Regions from separate parts of the Mus musculus genome. Here region 2 is linked to region 1. A link is a loop called in an ENCODE intact Hi-C map of the cell type or tissue named here. Cell type or tissue: heart. All regions are shown on one strand. Each heading gives the region's core, and the rest is flanking DNA. Links, peaks and the distances in the headings are about the cores only.

What was found. Peaks named below come from ENCODE experiments on the same cell type or tissue, not always from the same donor. Only the 100,000 strongest peaks of a DNase experiment are listed, where the experiment ranks them.
Region 2: it touches region 1 in a loop (2.7-fold over the local background); 5 of 42 quality-filtered maps call a loop at or near these places.

Annotation. Positions count from the first base shown.
Region 1 is chr13:62,622,210-62,632,574 of GRCm38, forward strand. It overlaps 6720489N17Rik (RIKEN cDNA 6720489N17 gene), which reads right to left and starts at 1,973. Exons shown (of 3, transcript NM_173381.1): 1 at 1,829-1,973. The coding sequence starts at 1,831. In heart, for the core only: a CTCF peak has its summit at 5,059 (motif pointing right); a DNase peak (open chromatin) is centred at 1,962; H3K4me3 peaks cover 895 bases; H3K27ac peaks cover 735 bases.
Region 2 is chr13:62,464,594-62,474,958 of GRCm38, forward strand. Zfp935 (zinc finger protein 935) reads right to left here and starts at 2,219. Exons shown (of 4, transcript NM_178875.4): 1 at 2,114-2,219. The coding sequence starts at 2,116. In heart, for the core only: a CTCF peak has its summit at 5,556 (motif pointing right); a DNase peak (open chromatin) is centred at 2,298; H3K4me3 peaks cover 884 bases; H3K27ac peaks cover 531 bases.

The sequences.
Region 1 (10,365 bases), core at 1,490-9,489:
TCCTCTTCTGCTGTGTCTGAAGTCACCTACAGTGTACTTACATATAATAATAAATAAATCTTTTTTTAAAAAAAGAATGAACAGTGAGGCAATCAAGAATCTGAATAAAAATTTGAAGTTACTATGAAACCAAGATACTACATGAGTCCTACCAAATACATTGTATTACCAAATCTAGGTAAAACAATGTGGCCCATCGACTCAGAGGAGAAGGGGGAGGCGGACTGTAGGAAGAATTATGGGGGTGGGAGGGTGACTGGGAGAAAGGCAGTGAGCAGGATGTAAATTGAATAAAGAGAAATCGATTTAATAAAAAGCAGGGGAGTGCTTTTATAGTCACGCTCAAGGCCTAGGTACATAGCATGTGCTCAGAAAATCGGAATCTTTTTCAGTTAGTAACTTAGTTCACTATCACACAGTTAACAGAACATACCAGGAATGCTGGAATCCATTTCTAATGTGGAAATCACAAAACTATAAATAAAGAACAAGTCACAAAACAAACAAACGAACAAAAAAAGAAGGTGACTTTTAACATGGAATCTAATTTTAACCTTGATATTAATTTGTAAAAGAAAGAAAAACTGGAGTCAGCAAGCCTATCACAAATATAATTTTCATTATTTCCTGTGTTTGAGATAGGGTCTGATACAGACACGAAGCTGACTTTGACTCACTAATCACACTACAATGTATCATACTTATTAAAAGTATAATAGAGAGCAGGATGTATGTGCCTTTGAGCAAATATTCCTAGCATCAGAATCTTCTATAGAAGAGAGAGCTGAGAAGCCATTTGGTGTTGGTCTGGTTATTGGTAAAGGAGAGTGATTTTGAAAAATTGCAGGCCATTCCCTGGCAGAGATAAAGACATAAGAAGATAAAGTTAAGCCAGGAAGTGGTGGCGCATGCCTTTAATCCCGCACTTGGGAGGAAGAGGCAGGCGGGTTTCTGAGTTCGAGGCCAGCCTGGTCTGCAAAGTGAGTTCCAGGATAGCCAGGGCTATACAGAGGAACCCTGTCTCAAAAAAATCCAAAAAGATAAAAAATAAGAAACACCAAAAAGAGAAGATACAGTTTGATCTCACCCCTATGTGCAAGTGGATTGGACATATCTGCAAAGGAGTCCCCTCTAGTTGGAAATTCAACATACATTGGACCAAAAGGGTATGAATTTGTATTATGAATTTATGTGAGTTTATCCATATTTGCTTGTGTAAAAGTCTTTCCTACTGTGAGGGTGGCTCTCTTCTCCTGGTTTAAGAGAAGTTTATTGCTCCAAACTTCCCCCAAGCTTAGCAAGCAAGAGGCATCTGGACAAGAGGGAAAGGCTCTAGCAATGACTCCTTTACTTAATCACCCACTCCCTTTCCTTAGAGAACTTTCATAGGAAACTTTTTAGAAGAACTTGGAAATAAAGATTAAAGACATGTTTAAAAGTGTCCCACATTTCTTCCTGTGACTTCAACTAGCATGCTGGAAGTTAGAGCAGCCCAGTTTCTGTGGAGATAGAACAAAAGCTACTCACTTAATCCCCTGCCTTTTAAGAGGAGGCTCTAAATACCAGAGAGCCTTGCCTCAGAGGAACTCGGGCAGGTCAGCTTCAGCTGCCAAGCGACTGAGACTTAAGATAGGCAAATGTCTTAATACTAAACAGCAACCCTAAACATCCCTGAAAACCAAGTCTTGTCACCTCAGACACTCTTCCCCCTCCACTGCCTGAAGAGGAACCAAGAATGGTCAGGGCTGGTCCCCTGTATCCCATCACCCCCACTCCAGCTACTTAGCCTCCTGCTCCTTCCGGTTAAGGGCAGTGGTCACACGCTCACCATGTCGCCACGTTGTAGATCGCTGGCAATTCCCTAAGGCCCCTGTCAGCAGACATCAAAACACAACAGATCAATCTTTCAGCCTGCTCGCAACGGAGAGAATGCAGAGTAGGGGAACAAGGCACACTAAAGAACACGCCTCTACTCCTATTGGCGGGCCTATTCGGAGGCCCTGATTGGTTCGTGAGTCTTGATTGACATGAGCACCTCCCTTACGGTTAGAGTGCGCTGAAGGCACACAGCATAGGGCTTCCCAGCTCGGGTTTCTTATCCAGGAGCTGACCCTTTTCAGATCTGCAAGACTTTCTTTCAGTCCCGTCCTCCAATAGTCTATCTTTCTGTCATCCAGAACTCAGCAGGAATTTCTTCTTCCTGCTCCTCCAAGGCCGCCGCCGGTTTTCCTCCTCCTCACTCTGTCCCATCCTCCACCAAGGAATCAAAAGCCACACCTTGCATAGTACAGTATTCAACTTGGAGCCGAATAAACTATAGGTTGCAAGGATAATTACAATTAAAGAGAGATTTTTAGGACATAAAATATGATGTTTGCTCCTCTCATTTTACACTGACATCAGGAAAACCGCAGCTAATATGCAATTGCTACATATGAGACTCCAGACAACCCTGGGGGAAAAGCAGGGGATGGATGCCAATCACTATGGAGCACTGTTGTTAGCCAGCACGGTTTCCTACGTGGGAAGGTGAAAAAACATATCTGTATTAGTAAAGGTTTTCCAGATGAACAAAACTCGGAGCATGGATCTCTCAAAGTATGCAGAAATTGGATAGATAAGAATGGCTCACAGAATGTGGCCCCACTAGTAAATCAATGACTGTACCAATGAAGAGTTGAAGAAAACAGTAGTTCCTGTATGTCTCAGCTGGTGTTCAGCACGTAACAGAATTCCAAAGATGGAGCCTTAATGTCAGAAAAATAAAAAGACCTTGCAAGCCAGTATGTGGGAAGAAAAGAGAAAGAACTACCATCTTCAATATCCTTTATATATGTAGGCTCACAGCAGAATTTCTTGTTAACCAAAACCTCCAGAGTAAAGAAGGGTTTTCCCATGTTAAATGGTGAAAATAATAAAAACCCCTCACAGTGCCCATCTGTTTGGTTTTAGGTAACTGAACTCCTGTAACTACAGTCATTTGAAATAATTGCATTGGTGGCAACAACAGTTGACAGGAAGTTCAGTTTTTATCCAGATTCTATCTTTTTAGATTTATATATTTATTGTTTTATGTATATGAGTACAATGTAGCTGTACAGATGGTTGTGAGCCTTCATGTGGCTGTGGAGAATTGAATTTTTCAGACCTCTGCTTCACTATGGTCAGCCACACTAACTTAGTCCCTGCTTGCTCTGGCCCAAAGATTTATTTATTATTATTATACATAATTACACTGCAGCTGACTTCAGACACTCCAGATCTCATTATTAAAAGTTGTGAGCCACCATGTGGTTGCTGGGATTTGAACTCAGGACCTTGGGAAGAGCAGTCAGTGTTCTTACCCACTGAGCTTTCTCCCCAGCCCCTTTATCCAGATTATTAATTGCCTGGTCTGCAGACCACAGTAATGGCCAATCAAGGTGATTATCAAGATGGAAAATTGGTGACCTCAATACTCATTGCTAATGTCAAGTACAGCCATACCAGGAAAACGTTCACCTTCAAAGCCTAGCCTAGAAGAGATGCAGGACTATCTTCCCATCATGTGGCTTTAGAGACAGGATTAGATGTTCAAGGCAATTATCAATTACATAGCATGACCCAGCCTGGGCTTCAGGAGACCTTGTCCTAAGCAGCACTTGTAAAAGAAATTGAAAAAAATTCTTATGCCTGGGAAACATCACAGAATGGATACAAGTAAGATTTCAAAGCAGTGCTGCATTTAAAGGGAACCAATAATTGACTTTTTAAAAACATAAATATTATTGAAAGAACACATAGCCATTCTGACTTTGTAAAAGAATAGTCCATTTCCTGGTAGAAGGAATAACATCTTTCAAATACTGTTTGACCTTGCTTCTATGTGGATTGTTGCCTGCTGAGACCTGTAACTTGACACACACACAACTACAGCCAATGAAGGCCTGTGTTTTAAATTTCTGAGCTGACTTAATTATGTCAATGAGGATTGCACATATCTCATAGGACAATAGTAACCTAACTGCAATTTGAATATTCACTGGCTTAACTGACATCACAAATCATACACCTACCGATCTAGTCTGCTTTCATTTACCCAACATGAATTAAGACATGCTACAAAATTATAAAATTACCTCCATGCCAGCATCAGGCACTTTCATTATGGCAACTCCAGCAGCTGATTACCCACCCTGTTTCCCCCATTAGTGTACACAATAAAGTTCTTCCTATTCTGGTCAGGATGCAGAAGCTATGCCCCTCATGCAAATGCTTTTCCTATGGACTCAGTAAACAGTTGATTACATGACTCAAATGCATAATTTTAAAACACAGTGGTGGTACAGATGTTAACTTAAGAATTTAGTTGATTTAAACAATAGGATTGCAATGTTACTGCCCTGAGACATAATAGAGTGGAATGAGAGCTACATGACTCACCATAGGAAACCTTGTCTCAGAAATAATTTTCTGAAAGGCTGGAGGTATAACAGTTAGAATTAGCATCCTTTCATAGGAAAAGATCACTCATTCATCTTTGACTGATGCCCAAAGAAGAGCCAGCCTAGAACAGAATTTTTAGTTCCCAATATGCTGTTATACCTAAGTCTCTCTTAGGTTTGGGCCACAGCTATAGTTTGAACAATAGTCACTTAGGCAGATGGAGATTTACAGAGTAAATCCATCTTCTAGTCCATAATGTATGATCTAAAAAGTAAGTTTAAAAGATGTATCAATGCCACAACTCTCCAATATACAATGGACAGAGAATACAAATACAGAAAATATCAAGGAAACATCATCTAACAGCACTGTGGTTACCGTTCTTACATGAGCAGGTTTGCTGAGCTAGTCTAACCTCAGAATAAGGCTGCTTTTTTACTCAGCAACTTGGTTCAGAGGAAAGGCACAGGTGCTTCTCTGTAGGACCAGAAAGAAGTGCATCCTGAATGCTGTGTGTCTCAAGGCTGTGACATCTCTGTAGAAGATTCCATATTTTATACGTTATTTTTATTTTATGTATGTGTTTTGCTGGGTCCTGTCTGTGTGCACTACCTACAGTGGTCAGAAGAGGGCAGTATATCCCTCTGAATTTCAGTTACAGCAATTGAATTACAGCCTTGAGGTTTTTTTGGAATGCAACCTGCATTACCTGGAACAACATCCAATGATCATGACTATATCTGTGTTTATTATATTTTCCTTGTAAAATAAATGTTTATGCATTTAAATTAGAACATAATACAACACTTCATGTAACCTTTACCTTTTTACATTTTTCTAATATATATTCCCAATAATGTCAAATGAGGTGGGAGATTTGGTAAAAACATGCTAGCCTAGTGAACTAACTTCATTTCCTTAACTGTATGCAAAATACCTATTTACAAGCTTGAATGTACAACTAAACTGCTAGATGCTCAGAAATCTCTTTGTCTATGCCGGTTTACACAGATAGTCTACATTTCTCTTGAGCTCACCGAAACCCAGGAGGACTCCTTTGCTCTTTCTTCAAATCCTGCCTTATCTGTGTCCTGCTATTTCTTACCACTCGGCTTCCACAATGCTATTCTAAGTCAAGAGATAGAGACAGAGTCCAAAGAGAGTGCCCACCAGGAGAAAGCTCAAATGTCTTATTGCTACAAAACCAGGCTGTATCTCCCTTACTACATCCATGGCAGGCTGCAGCAGGTCAGCTCTAGGGGGAGGTAGTGGTGGGAGGACCCAGGTCAAGTCTGTAGGGAGCTGAAACTTCTCACCTTTACAGAAGAGCATCTCAATGCCATCCAAGCTGACTTTGCCCCAAGTCACTCAGCAAAGACCTCAAGACCCCTCCCAAGTAACTTGCCTTAAACTGGGCAGGCACTTTCCATTTTTTAGCATTCTCTTGTTTTGAGGCTTTGGCTTTCAGAGGCACACCCAAAATACACCGTTCCAAGACACACCTAGGTGCATCTGAAAGGGCAAAGTCTTTACTAAGCTTGGATATTTGAATACCAATTATGCTTTCTAAGAACCATATGCAAATATCCTTAATCAATTTATCCCCTTACTTCTCCCCTCTCCATCCTAAATTCTTCCCTGAAAGTTTCTTCCTTGTTATATACATGTGTGACTATGATGACTCAAATACATAAATAAAATTTGCTGACTGCATTTCTATTGGATATGTGTATATGATTCAAGGACTGACTGACTTGCATTGATTAGCCAAATAGGGAACTCATTGCCTGGGGCTAATTCCCCTACTTAAGAGGTCCACTCTTTAATAAGCAATAGGACTTGGGGAGCACAAATGACAGATTAGGATGAAAATAAGATAGGCCCTGTTCTCTGTGAAGTAGATAAAGTACCTACTGTGAGTCCAAAAGCTACAAGTGGATTATTTTTATTTAAATAATAAAATTATTTACTGAGTGAGCTTTTTGCTATTTGTGGTGGCAAACCTCTCCTACCTTAGATATAGAGGTAGCTGTCACCCAAATTCCCGACAATGATTATCCTATACCTTTCGCCTACTCCTCTGAAAGACTTCCAGGTACTGGAAAATAAGTATGCAATATAGGAGTAAAGGGCGACATTCCCATCTAAACTCATTATCTTGCTTCAACTCTTATAGAGTGAATCCTGGCTCTTACCCTACCACACTCTTTCATGACTGTCAATGAGACTGTTATGATTCCAACATACAAAGCTAAGAATAAACAATATTCCACAAAGAGTCAAAGCATATCAACGATGGAACAGACCAAAGCAAGACCTAATCCAGCAGGAAAATATGAAATCATGAAGTTCATTGTTCAGCTTCTTCAGATAGTGATGAAATTGCCTGACTACAATAAACTTAGGCATCCCTAGTCTTCCACCTCTGTCTCTGAAGCACACATGGCTTCACTTTTAGGCCGATTCCACGACTTGCTTGTAGCTCTTTTCAAAGATTCTCTTATTGTCACAAATACCTTGTGTATGGTATTATATTTTACTTTATTGAAATTGGGTTAGTGAGGAAGGAGAGATCTTTCAGTTGTTACGAGCACCAACTGTAGAAGCAGGCTTCATTCCTAGTATTTACATGGCAGCTCACTATGATCTACAACTGTTTAGTTCCACAAAAACATAAGGTCCAAATTGTTACATATGAGCTGTCAACTGTTATTTTCTGTAGTATTTCCATAAATGAGACCTTTTCTGCATGTCTTTCATATAGATTCTAAAATGAATGGCATGAAAATATACTTCTATACTACAGAGGAACAAAACAAAGTTGCTTGAGTTACTCTTTCATTCAGCAATGACATGTGAAATAAAGTATCAAATGTATATTCTAGTCTACGATTTCAGGGGAAATAAATAAACTATACCAAAAACAAAAAAACAAGCTTTTAAACAATTTGTGTTGTTATTTGTCAAAAATCCTAATCTACAGTGAGAAGAGTTTATTCTATCTACAAACACAGAATCCCCGACCACAGATAGATTCACAGTTCAATTTTGGACCATGTTTTATTTTCACTCCCTTTGTTTTCTGTGTTAAACCATACTTACTGGTATAATTTTCCTCTGCCCAGGTCACTACATGAATGAGCAGGACTACTGTCTCTCTAACAACCCTTCCCAGTCCCAGCAGATCAGATTCTGATAGCTCAGCCAACCTGCTCTTCCTGACCATGGAAGTTACCATCCTAAACACTGGCTGCCACACTCAGCACAGTATTGCTTGTAGGGCTGCTTCAGAGGAGAATCTTAGAATGAACCCACAAGGTTTCTCCTACTGTAGCTACTGAGTGTTAGCTCTTTCCAGCGTCCATCACTATCTAGGTCACCCTGCTGGACCTCAGGAAAGTAGCAGCACTGCTAAGGATGGGAAGAGATCAAATGACTCAGAGAGGCCAGGCCTATTGAGCTCTGCCATTCCACAATGGGTGCAGACAGGGTCCTAGACTGGGAAATTTTAGATATGAAGAAGAACTTGCAGTCTTCCAGAGCATGTCTACTTGATTTATTCAATCAAGGAACAGGGTACATCATGTGTACATTCTCTTACACACCTACAGTTAGTTCTGCCATCAATTTGCTTCATAGCTGGGAAGTCCTGCAGACAAACATAGGTCACATTCAAACAGTAACTGTTGTTCACAGAGAAATATCCCTCATGAAAAACAATAGATTGTCTATGAAGGAATTCGGAGACAGAAGAGAGATGGTGGGAATGCTGTAAGTATAATGGAAAATACAGCTTTAAAGTGGAAAAGGCTTGATGATTATGTTCTCCAGAAGGAGGGAAGTGTATTAGAGCACACCAAGTGTTACTCAGGCCTAGTCTCTCAGGAGGATCATCTTAAAACTTGGAAAAATGTCTCATTCGGTAGGAACACAATCATTACCTAGATATTATTCTTGGAAGAACTAGTGTAACTACAGTAATCTGACATTTTAGCAAGTTCAGCTTTTTATCCAGATACTTGATTGTCTGGGGTTGGATAGAAAAATGGGTCAGCAGGACAGTTATCAATCATCTAAAATTGATTACTTCAATGCAAATCTTAAGTACTGTCAAAGCAGAGATATTATCACCTCCTTTTGTCCTGACCCTTTCTGGGCTATGACTAAACATATCTCAAAGTTGGTCACAAAATTCAATTCTTGCACAGGTGCAGCTTCATTGGACAGTCCCAACAGAAAACAGAAGTTGGATGACAATCATTCACTGGCCTATCTTTCCTTTCAATGCAGTCAAAGCCCAGGCTGGGAGAGGTGCAGGACTGACACCCGAGCTTGTGGCAGCAGAGACAGGATTGGAAGTTCAAATTAATTCTAAATTACAGAGTATGAGCCAGCCCATAGTACAAGAGATAATGCTCTAAACAGGAATAAATAATCTACAGCACCTTTAAAGATGAAAAGAAATTTTTAATGACTGGGAAGTATTGGAGAATGAAAACAATTAAGAGACAATAGCAGAGATGCATTTAAAGGAAATCACATTCAAAAACTGAAATTACGGGCAGTGGTGGCAAACGACTTTTACACTAGCACTTGGGAGGCAGAGGTAGGTGGATTTCTGAGTTCGAGGCCAGCCTGTTCTACAGAGTGAGTTCCAGTACAGCCAGGACTACACAGAGAAACCCTGTCTCAAAACAAACAAACAAACAAACAAACAAAAAACTGAAATCAATTATTAACTCTTTAAAAAGATAAACATCATTGAAAAGTTCCCACATATCTCCACCAATTTTCAAAAAAAGGAGAGCATTCCCTGGCAGAGGGAATGCTGTTAAGAAGATAGGGTTTTACCTCACCCCATGAGCAATGTTAGCTGCTGAGTTATGTAACTTAACACATGCAATCACATGAAATCACTGGCCTGTTTCTCAGCCCTCAGAGCTGAAGTAAATTTGCAAGTGGATTGGACATATAGGCAATATTGACATCTAGTTGGAAATTCAATATTCATCGGACCAAGCTAATCATCCCAATGTGTATGCCCACCAGTTTGATCTGCTTTCACTCACATGACATGAATTAATAAATGCTGGGGAACTACAAGTTCACTCACCCTGGCATAACCAGGGACTTCTACATAATGGTGATACTACGAGTTGTTTGTGTGCCAAATATCTTTCTGTGAATTACACAAAAATCTTGTCCTCCTACTCTGGTCTGAAGGTAGAAGCCATGCTCCACATGCAAATCCTTTCCCCCCTTACTGCACTGGAAAGTTGACTACATGGCTCGAACAGGTCATTTAAAACTGAGTGGTGCTGCAGGCAGTTCATTTAACCATTTGGCTAGCTTAATCAAGAAGACAGTATGTTATTGCCCTCAGGAGCAAGAACTGAGAGCAAGGCCACCTGAGTGTAAGTGGGAGAGTTTTTCTCAGAAACATCTTTCTGGGCTGGAGGTACAGCTGCTCTAGCACTGATGTGTTTGATAAGGAAATCACTGCACAAAAGTAAATGATTATTTTGAAAAATCTCTTTACAAAGAGTGTGTATTCAGCTCAAGAGAAACCAGCCAAGAAGAGATTTTGCATTTCACATATGCTACCATTTTAATTCTTTTTAAGTTTTAGGACCCAGGTTATCCTTTGAACCACAGCAATAGGGAAAGGAGTCTGCACGTCTAGCCACTGAGGTACATGGGGATTTATAACTCAAGTGCACATTTTAATCATGAAGGAGGATTTCAAAGATTGAGTTAAAAGAACTATCAATGCCACAATTGTCACACATACAAGGGACACAAACACAAATATAGAATACTGGAAAAGTCGCCTAACAGTACTATGGTTATTGCTCTTACATGAACAATTCTTTTGAGCTACTCTAAACCAGCTGTTTCCTCCTGAGCAAGCTGGTTCAGAGGAAGGTAATGGGTGCATCA
Region 2 (10,365 bases), core at 1,225-9,224, 160 kb before region 1:
GCTTTGACAGTATGTAATATTGAGAATGAACAGTGAGGGCTGGCGAGATGGCTCATCAAGTAAGAGCACTGACTGTTCTTCCGAAGGTCCTGAGTTCAAATCCCAGAAACCACATGGTGGCTCACAACCACCAGTAATGAGATCTGACGCCCTCTTCTGGTGTGTCTAAAGTCAGCTACAGTGTACTTATGTATAATAATAAATAAATCTTAGAAAAAAAAAAAGACAAGAATGAACAGTGAGGCAATCAATCTGACTGGCCCATTTTTTGGGTCCACACACCAGGCAATCAAGAATCTGAATAAAAATTTGAACTTACCGTGAAACCAAGATAGTACATAAGTCCTACGAAATACATTGTATTACCAAATCTAGGTAATACAATGTGGCTCATGGACTCAGAGGAGAAGGGGAGGGGGAGCTGGGGGAAGAATTATGGGGGGGGGGGGTGACTGGGAGGAAGGCAGTGAGCAGGATGTAAATTGAATAAAGAGAAATCGGTTTATTAAAAAGCAGGGGAGTGCTTTTATAGTCAAGCTCAAGGCCTAGGTACATAGCATGTGCTTACAAAAGTGGAATCTTTTTCAGTTAGTAACTTAGTTCACTATCACACAGTTAACAGAACATACCAGGAACACTGGAATCCATTTCTGATGTGGAAATCACAAAATTACAAATGAAGAACAAGTCACAAAAAAAAAAAAAGGTGACTTTTAACTTGGAATCTAATTTTAACCTTAATATTAATTTGTAAAAGAAAGAAAAACTGGAGTCTGCAAGCCTATCACAAATACAATTTTGATTATTTCCTGTGTTTGAGATAGGGTCTGATACAGACAGACAGCTGACTTTGATTCACTAATCACAATATAATGTATAATAAATATTAAAAGTATAATAGATAGCAGGATGTATGCGCTTTTGAGCAAATACTCCTAGCATCAGAATCTTCTATAAAAGAGAGAGATGAGAAGCCATTTGGTGTTGGTCTGGTTATTGGTAAAGGAGAGTGATTTTGAAAAATTGCAGGCTATTCCCTAGCAGAGATAATGACATAAGAAGATAAAGTTAGGCCAGGCAGTGGTGGCGCACGCCTTTAATCCCAGCATTTGGGAGGAAGAGGCAGGCGGGTTTCTGAGTTCGAGGCCAATCTGGTCTACAGAGTGAGTTCCAGGCCAGCAAGAGGTATACAGAGGAACCCTGTCTCAAAAAAAATCCAAAAACAAAACAAAACAAAAAACAAAAAGCACTAAAAAGAGAAGATACAGTTAGATCTCACCCCTACGTGCAATGTGAGCTGCGGAGAGACGTAACCTAACACACAGCTTCTCAACACTCTGAGCTGAAGTAACTGTGCAAGTGGATTAGACATATCTGCAAAGGAGTCCCCTCTAGTTGAAAATTCAACATACATTGGAACAAACTAACCGCTCAAAAGTATAATAATTTGTATTATGAATTTATGTGAGTTTATCCATATTTGCTTGTGTAAAAGTCTTTTCTACTGTGAGGGTGGCTCTCTTCTCCTGGTTTAAGAGAAGTTTATTGCTCCAAACTTCCCCCAAGCTTATCAAGCAAGAGGCATCTGGACAAGAGGGAAAGGCTCTAGCAATGACTCCTTTACTTAATCACCCACTCCCTTTCCTTAGAGAACTTTCATAGGAAACTTTTTAGAAGAACTTGGAAATAAAGATTAAAGACATGTTTAAAAGTGTCCCACTTTTCTTCCTGTGACTTCAACTAGCAGCTGGAAGTTAGAGCAGCCCAGTTTCTGTGGAGATAGAACAAAAGCTACTCACTTAATCCCCTGTCTTTTTAAGAGGAGGCTCTAAATACCAGAGATCGCAGCGTCCAGCCTTGCCTCAGAGGAACTCGGGCAGGTCAGCTTCTGCTGCAACGCGACTGAGACTTAAGATAGGCAAACGTCTTAATACTAAACAGCAACCCTAAACATCCCTGAAAACCAAGTCTTGTCACCTCAGACACTCTTCCCCCTCCACTGCCTGAAGAGGAACCAAGAATGGCCAGGGCTGGTCCCCTGCATCCCGTCACCCCGACTCCAGCTTCTTAGACCCCTGCTCCTTCCGGTTAAGGGCAGTGGTCACACGCTCACCATGTCGCCACGTCGTAGATCGCTGGCAATTCCCTAAGGCCCCTGGCAGCAGAGATTAAAACAAATCAGACCAAGCTTTCAGCCTGCTCGAAACGGAAAGGAACACAGAGCACCGGAACAAGGCACACGGAAGAACACGCCTCTACTTCTATTGCCCTGCCTATCCGGAGGCCCTGATTGGCTAGTGAGACTTGATTGACATGAGCACCTCCCTTAGGGTTACAGTGCGCTGAAGGCACACAGCTTAGGGCTTCCCAGCTCGGGTTTCTTATCCAGATGCTGACCCTTTTGAGATCTGCAAGACTTTCTTTCAGTCCTGTCCAACAATAGTCTATCTTTCTGTCATCCAGAACTCAGCAGGAATTTCTTCTTCCTGCTCCTCCAAGGCCGCCGCCGGTTCTGCTTCTCCTCGCTCCGCCCCCCTCCTCCACCAAGGAATCAAGAGCCACACCTTGCACAGTACATTATTCAACTTGGAGCAGAATGAACTATAGGTTCCAAGGATAATTACAATTAAAGAGAGATTTTTAGGACATAAAATGTGATGTTTGCTTCTCTCATTTTACACTGACATCAGGAAAATCGCAGCTAATATGCAATTGCTACAGATGAGACTCCAGACAACCCTGGGAGAAAAGCAGGGGATGGTTGCCAATCACTATGGAGCACTATTGTTAGCCAGCACATCTTCCTACGTGGGAAGGTGAAAAAACATATCTGTATTAGTAAAGGTTTTCCAGATGAACAGAACTCAGAGCATGGATATCTTTAAGTATGCAGAAAGTGGATAGATAAGAATGGCTCACAGAATGTGGCCCCACTGGTAAATCAATGACTGTACCAACGGAGATTTGAAGAAAACAGTAGTGCCTTTATGTCTCAGCTGGTCTTTAGTATTTTTCAGCATTCCAAAGATGGAGCCTTAATGCTAGAAAAATAAAGAGACCTTGCTGGCCAGTATGTGGGAAGAAGAGAAAGAGAAAGAACTACCATCTTCAATATCCTTTATATATGTAGGCTCACAGCAGAAGTTCTGGCCTAGATTAATTTTTTTTCTACTTAACCAAAACCTCCAGAGTAAATAAGGGTTTTCCCATCTTAAATGGTGAAAATAATAAAAACATTCACAGTGCCCATCTCTTTGGTTTTAAGTAACTGAACTCCTGTAACTACAGTCATTTGAAATAATTACATTGGTGGCAACATCAGTTAACAGGAAGTTCAGTTTTTATCCAGATTCTTTCTTTTTAGATTTATATATTTATTTTTTATGTATATGAGTACACTGTAGCTGTACAGATGGTTGTGAGCCTTCATGTGGCTGTGGAGAATTGAATTTTTCAGACCTCTGCTTCACTCTGGTCAGTCCCACTCACTTAGTCCCTGCTTGCTCTCGCCCAAAGATTTATTTCTTATTATTATTATACATAATTACACTGTAGCTGACTTCAGACACTCCAGATCTCATTATGGATAGTTGTGAATCACCATGTGGTTGCTGGGATTTGAACTCAGGACCTTGGGAAGAGCAGTCAGTGTTCTTACCTGCTGAGCCTTCTCCTCAGCCCCCTTTTCCAGATTATTAATTGCCTGGGCTGCAGACCAGAGTAATGACCAGTCAAGGTGACTATTAAGATGGAAAATTGGTGACCTCACTACTCATTGCTAATGTCAAGTACAGACATACCAGGAAAACTTTCACCTTCAAAGCCTAGCCTAGAAGAGATGCAGGACTGTCTTCCCATCATGTGGCTTTAGAGACAGGATTAGATGTACAAGGCAATTATCAGTTACATGGCATGACCCAGCCTGGGCACAGGAGACCTTGTCCTAAGCAGCACTTGTAAAAGAAATGGAAAGAAATTCTTATGCCTGGGAAACATCACAGAATGGATACAAGTAAGAGATCAGAGCAGTGCTGCATTTAAAGCGAACCAATAATTGACTTATTACAAACAGAAATATTATTGAAAAAACACATAGCCATTCTGACTTTGTAAAAGAATAGTCCATTTCCTGGTAGAAGGAATAGCATCTTTCAAATACTGTTTGACCATGCTTCTATGTGGATTGTTGCCTGCTGAGAACTGTAACTTGACACACACAACTACAGCCAATGAAGGCCTGTGTTTTAAATTTCTGAGCTGACTTAATTATGTCAATGAGGATTGCACATATCTCATAGGACAGTAGTAACCTAACTGCAATTTGAGTATTCACTGGCTTAACTGACATCATAAATCATACACCCATAGATCTAGTCTGCCTTCATTTACCCAACATGAATTAAGACACACTGAAAATTATAAAATTACCTCCATGCCAGCATCAGGCACTTTCATTATTGCAACTCTAGCAGCTGATTACCCACCCTGATTCCCCCATTAGTGTACACAATAAACTTCTTCCTATTGTGGTCAGAATGCAGAAGCTATGCCCCTCATGCAAATCCATTTCCTATTGACTCAACAAACAGTTTATTACATGACTCAAATGCATAATTTTAAAACACAGTGGTGGTACAAATGTTAACTTAAGAATTTAGTTGTGGGGGGCTGGTTAGATGGCTCAGTGGTTAAGAGAACTGACTGGTCTTCCAAAGGTCCTGAGTTCAAATCCCAGCAACCACATGGTGGCTCACAACCATCGGTAATGAGATCTGACGTCCTCTTCAGGTGTGTCAGAAGACAACTACAGTGTATAATAAATAAACAAATCTTTAAAAAAAAAGAATTTAGTTGGTTTAAACAATAGGATAGCAATGATACTGCCCTGAGAGATAACAGAGTGGAATGAGAGCTACATGACTCACCATAGGAAACCTTGTCTCAGAAATAATTTTCTAAAAGACTGGAGGTGTAACAGGTAGAAATAGCATCCTTTCATAGGAAAAGATCACTCACTCATCTTTGACTGATGCCCAAGAAGAGCCAGCCTAGAACAGAATTTTTAGTTCCCAATATGCTGTTGTACCTAAGTCTCTCTTAGGTTAGGGCCACAGCTATAGTTTGAACAATAGTCACTTAGGCAGATGGAGATTTACAGAGGAAAACGACCTTCTAGTCAACAATGTATGATCTAAAAGTACATTTAAAAGATGTATCAATGCCACAACTCTCCATATACAATGGACAGAGAATACAAACAGAAAATACCAAGGAAACATCACCTAACAGCACTGTGGTTACCGTTCTTACGTGAGCAGGTTTGCTGAGCTAGTCTAACCTCAGAATAAGGCTGCTTTTCTTAATCAGCAACTTGGTTCAGAGGAAAGGCACAGGTGCTTCTCTGTAGGACCAGAAAGAAGTGCATCCTGAATGCTGTGTGTCTCAAGGCTGTGACATCTCTGTAGAAGATTCCATGTTATATACATTATTTTTATTTTACTTATGTGAGCCTATTGCTGGAACATGTCTATGTGCATTACCTACAGTGGTCAGAAGAGGGCACTATATCCCTCTGAATTGCAGTTACAGCAATTGAATTACAGCCATGTTGTTTTTTAGAATGCAACCTGCATCACCTGGAACAACATCCAATGCTCATAACTATATCTGTATTTATTATATTTTTCTTGTAAAATTAATTTTATGCATTTAAATTAGAACATAATACAACACTTCATGTAACCTTTACCTTTTTACATTTTTCTTTTTTTTTTTTTTAAAGATTTATTTATTTATTATATGTAAGTACACTGTAGCTGTCTTCAGACACTCCAGAAGAGGGAGTCAGATCTTGTTACGGATGGTTGTGAGCCACCATGTGGTTGCTGGGATTTGAACTCCTGACCTTCAGAAGAGCAGTCGGGTGCTCTTACCTACTGAGCCATCTCACCAGCCCACCTTTTTATATTTTTCTAATATATATTCCCAAAAATGTCAAATGAGGTGGGAGATTTGGTAAAACCATGATAGCCTAGTGAGCTAACTTCATTTCCTTAACTGTATGCAATATATCTATTTACAAGCTTGAATGTACAATTAAACTGCTAGACGCTCAGAAATCTCTTTGTCTATGCCCATTTACATAGTCTACCTTTCTCTTGAGCTCACTGAAACCCAGGAGGGCTCCTTTGCTCTCTTTCTTCAAATCCTTCCTCATCTTTGTCCTGCTATTTCTTACCACTCTGCTTCCACAATGCTATTCTAAGTCAAGACATAGAGACAGAGTCCAAAGAGAGTGCCCACCAAGAGAAAGCTCAAATGTCTTATTGCTACAAAACCAGGCTCTATCTCCCTTACTACATCCTTGGCAGGCTGCAGCAGGTCAGCTCCAGGGGGAGGTAGTGGTGGGAGGACCCGGGTCAAGTCTGTAGGGAGCTGAAACTTCTCACCTTTACAGAAGAGCATCTCAATGCCATCCAAGCTGACTTTGCCCCAAGTCACCCAGCAAAGACCTCAAGACCCCTCCCAAGTAACTTGCCTCAAAATGGGCAGGCACTTTCCATTCCTTAGCATTCTCTTGTATTGAGGCTTTGGCTTTCAGAGGCACACCCAAAATACACCTTTCCAAAACAGGCCTAGCTGCATCTGAAAAGGCAAAGTCTTCCTAAGCTAGGATATTTCAATACAAATCACTCTTTCTAAGAACCATATGCAAATATCCTTTAACAATTTATCCCCTTACTTCTCCCCTCTCCATCCTAAATTCTTCCCTGCCAGTTTCTTCCTTGTTACATACATGTGTGACTATGAAGACTCAAATACATAAATAAAACTTGCTGACTGCATTTTTATTGGTTATGTGTATGATTCAAGGACTGACTGACTTGCATTGATTAGCCAAATAGGGAACTCATTGCCTGGGGCTAACTCTCCTACTTAAGAGTTCCCCTCTTTAATAAGCAATAGGACTTGGGGAGCACAAGTGACAGATTAGGATGAAAATAAGATAGGCCCTCTTCTCTGTGAAGTAGATAAAGTACCTACCTTGAATCCAAAAGCTGAAAGTGAGCTTTTTGTTTTTTATGGTGGCAAATATCTCCCACCTTAGATATTGAGGTAGCTGTCACCCAAATTCCCCACAATGATTATCCTATACTTTCCTCCTACTCCTCTGAAAGACTTCCAGGTACTGGAAAATAAGTATGCAACATAGGAGCAAAGGGCAACATTCCCATTTAAATGCCACATCTTGCTTCAATGCCTAGAGAATGAATTCTGTCTCTTACACAACCACACTCTTCCATGACCATCAATGACAGCGTTATGTTTCCAACATACAATGCTAAGAATAAACAATATTATTCCACAAAGAATCAAAGCATATCAAAGAAGGAACAGACCAAAGCAACACAACATCCAGCAGAAAAATATAAAACCATGAAGCTTATTTTTCAGCTTCTTCAGATAATGAAATTGCCTGACTACAATATACTTAGGCATCTCTGGTCTTCCACCTCTGTCTCTGAAGCACACATAGTCTCACTTGTAGGCCAACTCCACTATGTGCTTGCAGCACTTTTCAAAGCTGCTCCTCTTGTCCGAAATACCTTGTGTATGGTATTATATTTTACTTTATTGAATGTGGGTTAGTAGGGCTGGAGAGATCTTTCAGTTGTTAAGAGCACCAACTGGAGAACCAGCCTTCATTCCTAGCATTTCCATGGCAGCTCACCTTGATCTATAACTATAGTTCCCCAAAATCCTAAGGTCTAAATAGTTACCTATGAGCTGTCACCTGGCATTTTCTTGGGTATTTCCATAAATGAGAGCTTTTCTGTGCATCCTGTCATATGGTCTCAAAAGTTAATGGTATAAATATATACTTCTATACAAGGGAACAAAACATGTTTGAGTTACTCTTTCAGTCAGGAATGACAACATGTGATGTAAAGAATCAAACGTATGGTTTTGAAAGACCCCTAAAGAGGGGAAACCCTCAGACAATCCCCCCCAAGAACTCAGGAGAGACTGTCCTTGCTGCAATCACATGAGGTTTATTGACAGGAACCAGCGCGCTGGGGCTGACTCCTGGAATCCCATGCAGGGGTTGGAGAGGAGATATTTACAGGAAAAAAACCCAGAATCCAAAGGGGTAGGGAGGGCTTTATTGGAAAATACCGAAATACCAGTGGAAAAAATCACAAGGGGAAACTCCCTGCTTCTCAAGATTGTTCTCAAGTTTTAATGTAACTTTTGTGGTCAGCCAGTTCCTGGAAAAAGGTCACTGAAGCAGCTTGTGTAATTATCTGTCCTGTGGTTAGTCAAGTTCCTGGAACAGAGTCACTGAACTGGCTAACCTACATTCTTGGCTCTACTCTGTTTGCTAGAGGGGTTGGTGTTATTAGACGCGTTCTCACGACCGGCCAGGAAGAACACCACAGACCAGAATCTTCTGCGGCAAAGCTTTATTTCTTACATCTTCAGGAGCCAGGGTGCAGGAAGCAAGAGAGCAAGAAGCAAGAGAGAGAAGCAAGAGAGCAAGAAGCAAGAGAGAGAGAAAACGAAACCCCGTCCCTTTTTAAGGAGAATTCTCCTTCGCCTCGGACGTGTCACTCCTTGATTGGCTGCAGCCCATCGGCCGAGTTGACGTCACGGGGAAGGCAGAGCACAAGTAGTCATAAGATACCCTTGGCACATGCGCAGATTATTTGTTTACCACTTAGAACACAGCTGTCAGCGCCATCTTGTAACGGCGAATGTGGGCGCGGCTCCCAACATCTCCCCCTATCCTTTTAATAAGAGCAAATAGGCCACCCATATTAATGAGAGTGGAGATAGAGGTCAAATCCCCAGTGTGTAGGTAAAGGAGCCATGTACAGGATTAGCTCTTAGGCTTACAGGCTTTTACCCAGAGCAACCCTGACCTGCTCCCGTGTCGTTTTGCCTGGGGGAAGGGAACTAGGACACTGAACCTTCATGAAAGATGACATGTCTCCCTAGAATAGGCTCATATATGCCGCAGAGCCTTTCCATTGCAGTGCTTAGCCTTGCAACTCTCTCGGGCTGCTGAAGCACACTCACTCTATCCCGTGCAATGAGTCTAGCCTCATGGGATATAAGAGCTGAGTGGCCAGCGACCTATTGCCTAAGCATAGATATATCATATATCAGGGGGAGCTCCATGTTCTAGTCCTGCAAGCGCCTGGGCAATAACCACCTTGTCTCTCCTAGTTTAGGCCTTAAGCTTACAGACCAATCAAAGAAGCAACACTAATCCACAGCAAAGTGTATCTCCAAATAATATTAATCCCACCCATTTTTTTAAAGAAAGAAAATGCTGAGGAGATCCAATTGGGTAATCCTTTGGTCAGGGACAGGTCCAAGCGCGTGGAGTTGACCTGAAGTCTCAATTCCCGAAGGATCTGTTCAAATTCAGCCATCCAATTCTGTAACATATACTGAAAAAGACTTTTTGACAAATTAGCTGTCCTAGTAAATTTAACATACTGAATGGAAATAACACACAATCCCGGAAACTTTTGTTCACATCCCTGCTGAGTTATTTGTCATAATACATCTAGTTGTATCTGGACAAGATCTATGAGTTGATTAACCAGCATGAGACCTCTCTGTATCTTGACATTAGCTGAGGCCTGTTCATCTATGACTGTAGTCACTGAGGCTGACAAAGTGTTAATGGTGTCAGTCATCTGGACCTGTCCAGACAGAGCCAAGGCTGTCTGAATTAAGGCCAAACCCAGTTCCTAGTTAGTGGTAAAAAAGCAGGAGAATACTTGAGCATTATACATCACCGTCATTGGGAGTGGAAATGTCGACATTATCCCCCAACGCTGCTCTCTCTTTATTATTGACGCCCTGGACATCACCAAGACGAGGGACATTAGTATTCCCTTGGTCAGTCTGGATTTTTCGGGTGAGTCTTTCTGGTACCCAAAATGGGTTGTCTTCATTCTGTGGGAAAACACAGATAGCTCCCCTGGATCTTATCAAAATAGGATCCGGGCCATACCATTTATTATCAAGGACATTTTTCCATTTAACCATCTCATTGGGCCTATCTGGCTCTGAACAATGACGTTCAGCCGCAGTATGGCCATGAGCATCAATATTTAAAAAATTGAGTGTAAAGAGTGCCAAAGACACCGACACTCTTGGTGCTCGGGGTACAGTCTCCTCAAAAGTTCCCCTCTTCTGTTTTATAAGATAGGCTTTGAGGGTGCGATGCGCACGCTCAACAATACCCTGTCCTTGAGGGTTGTACGGAAGTCCAGTCAGGTGGGTTACGTCCATCTGACGGCAGAACTGCTGGAATTTTTGAGACGTATAAGCTGGTCCATTATCAGT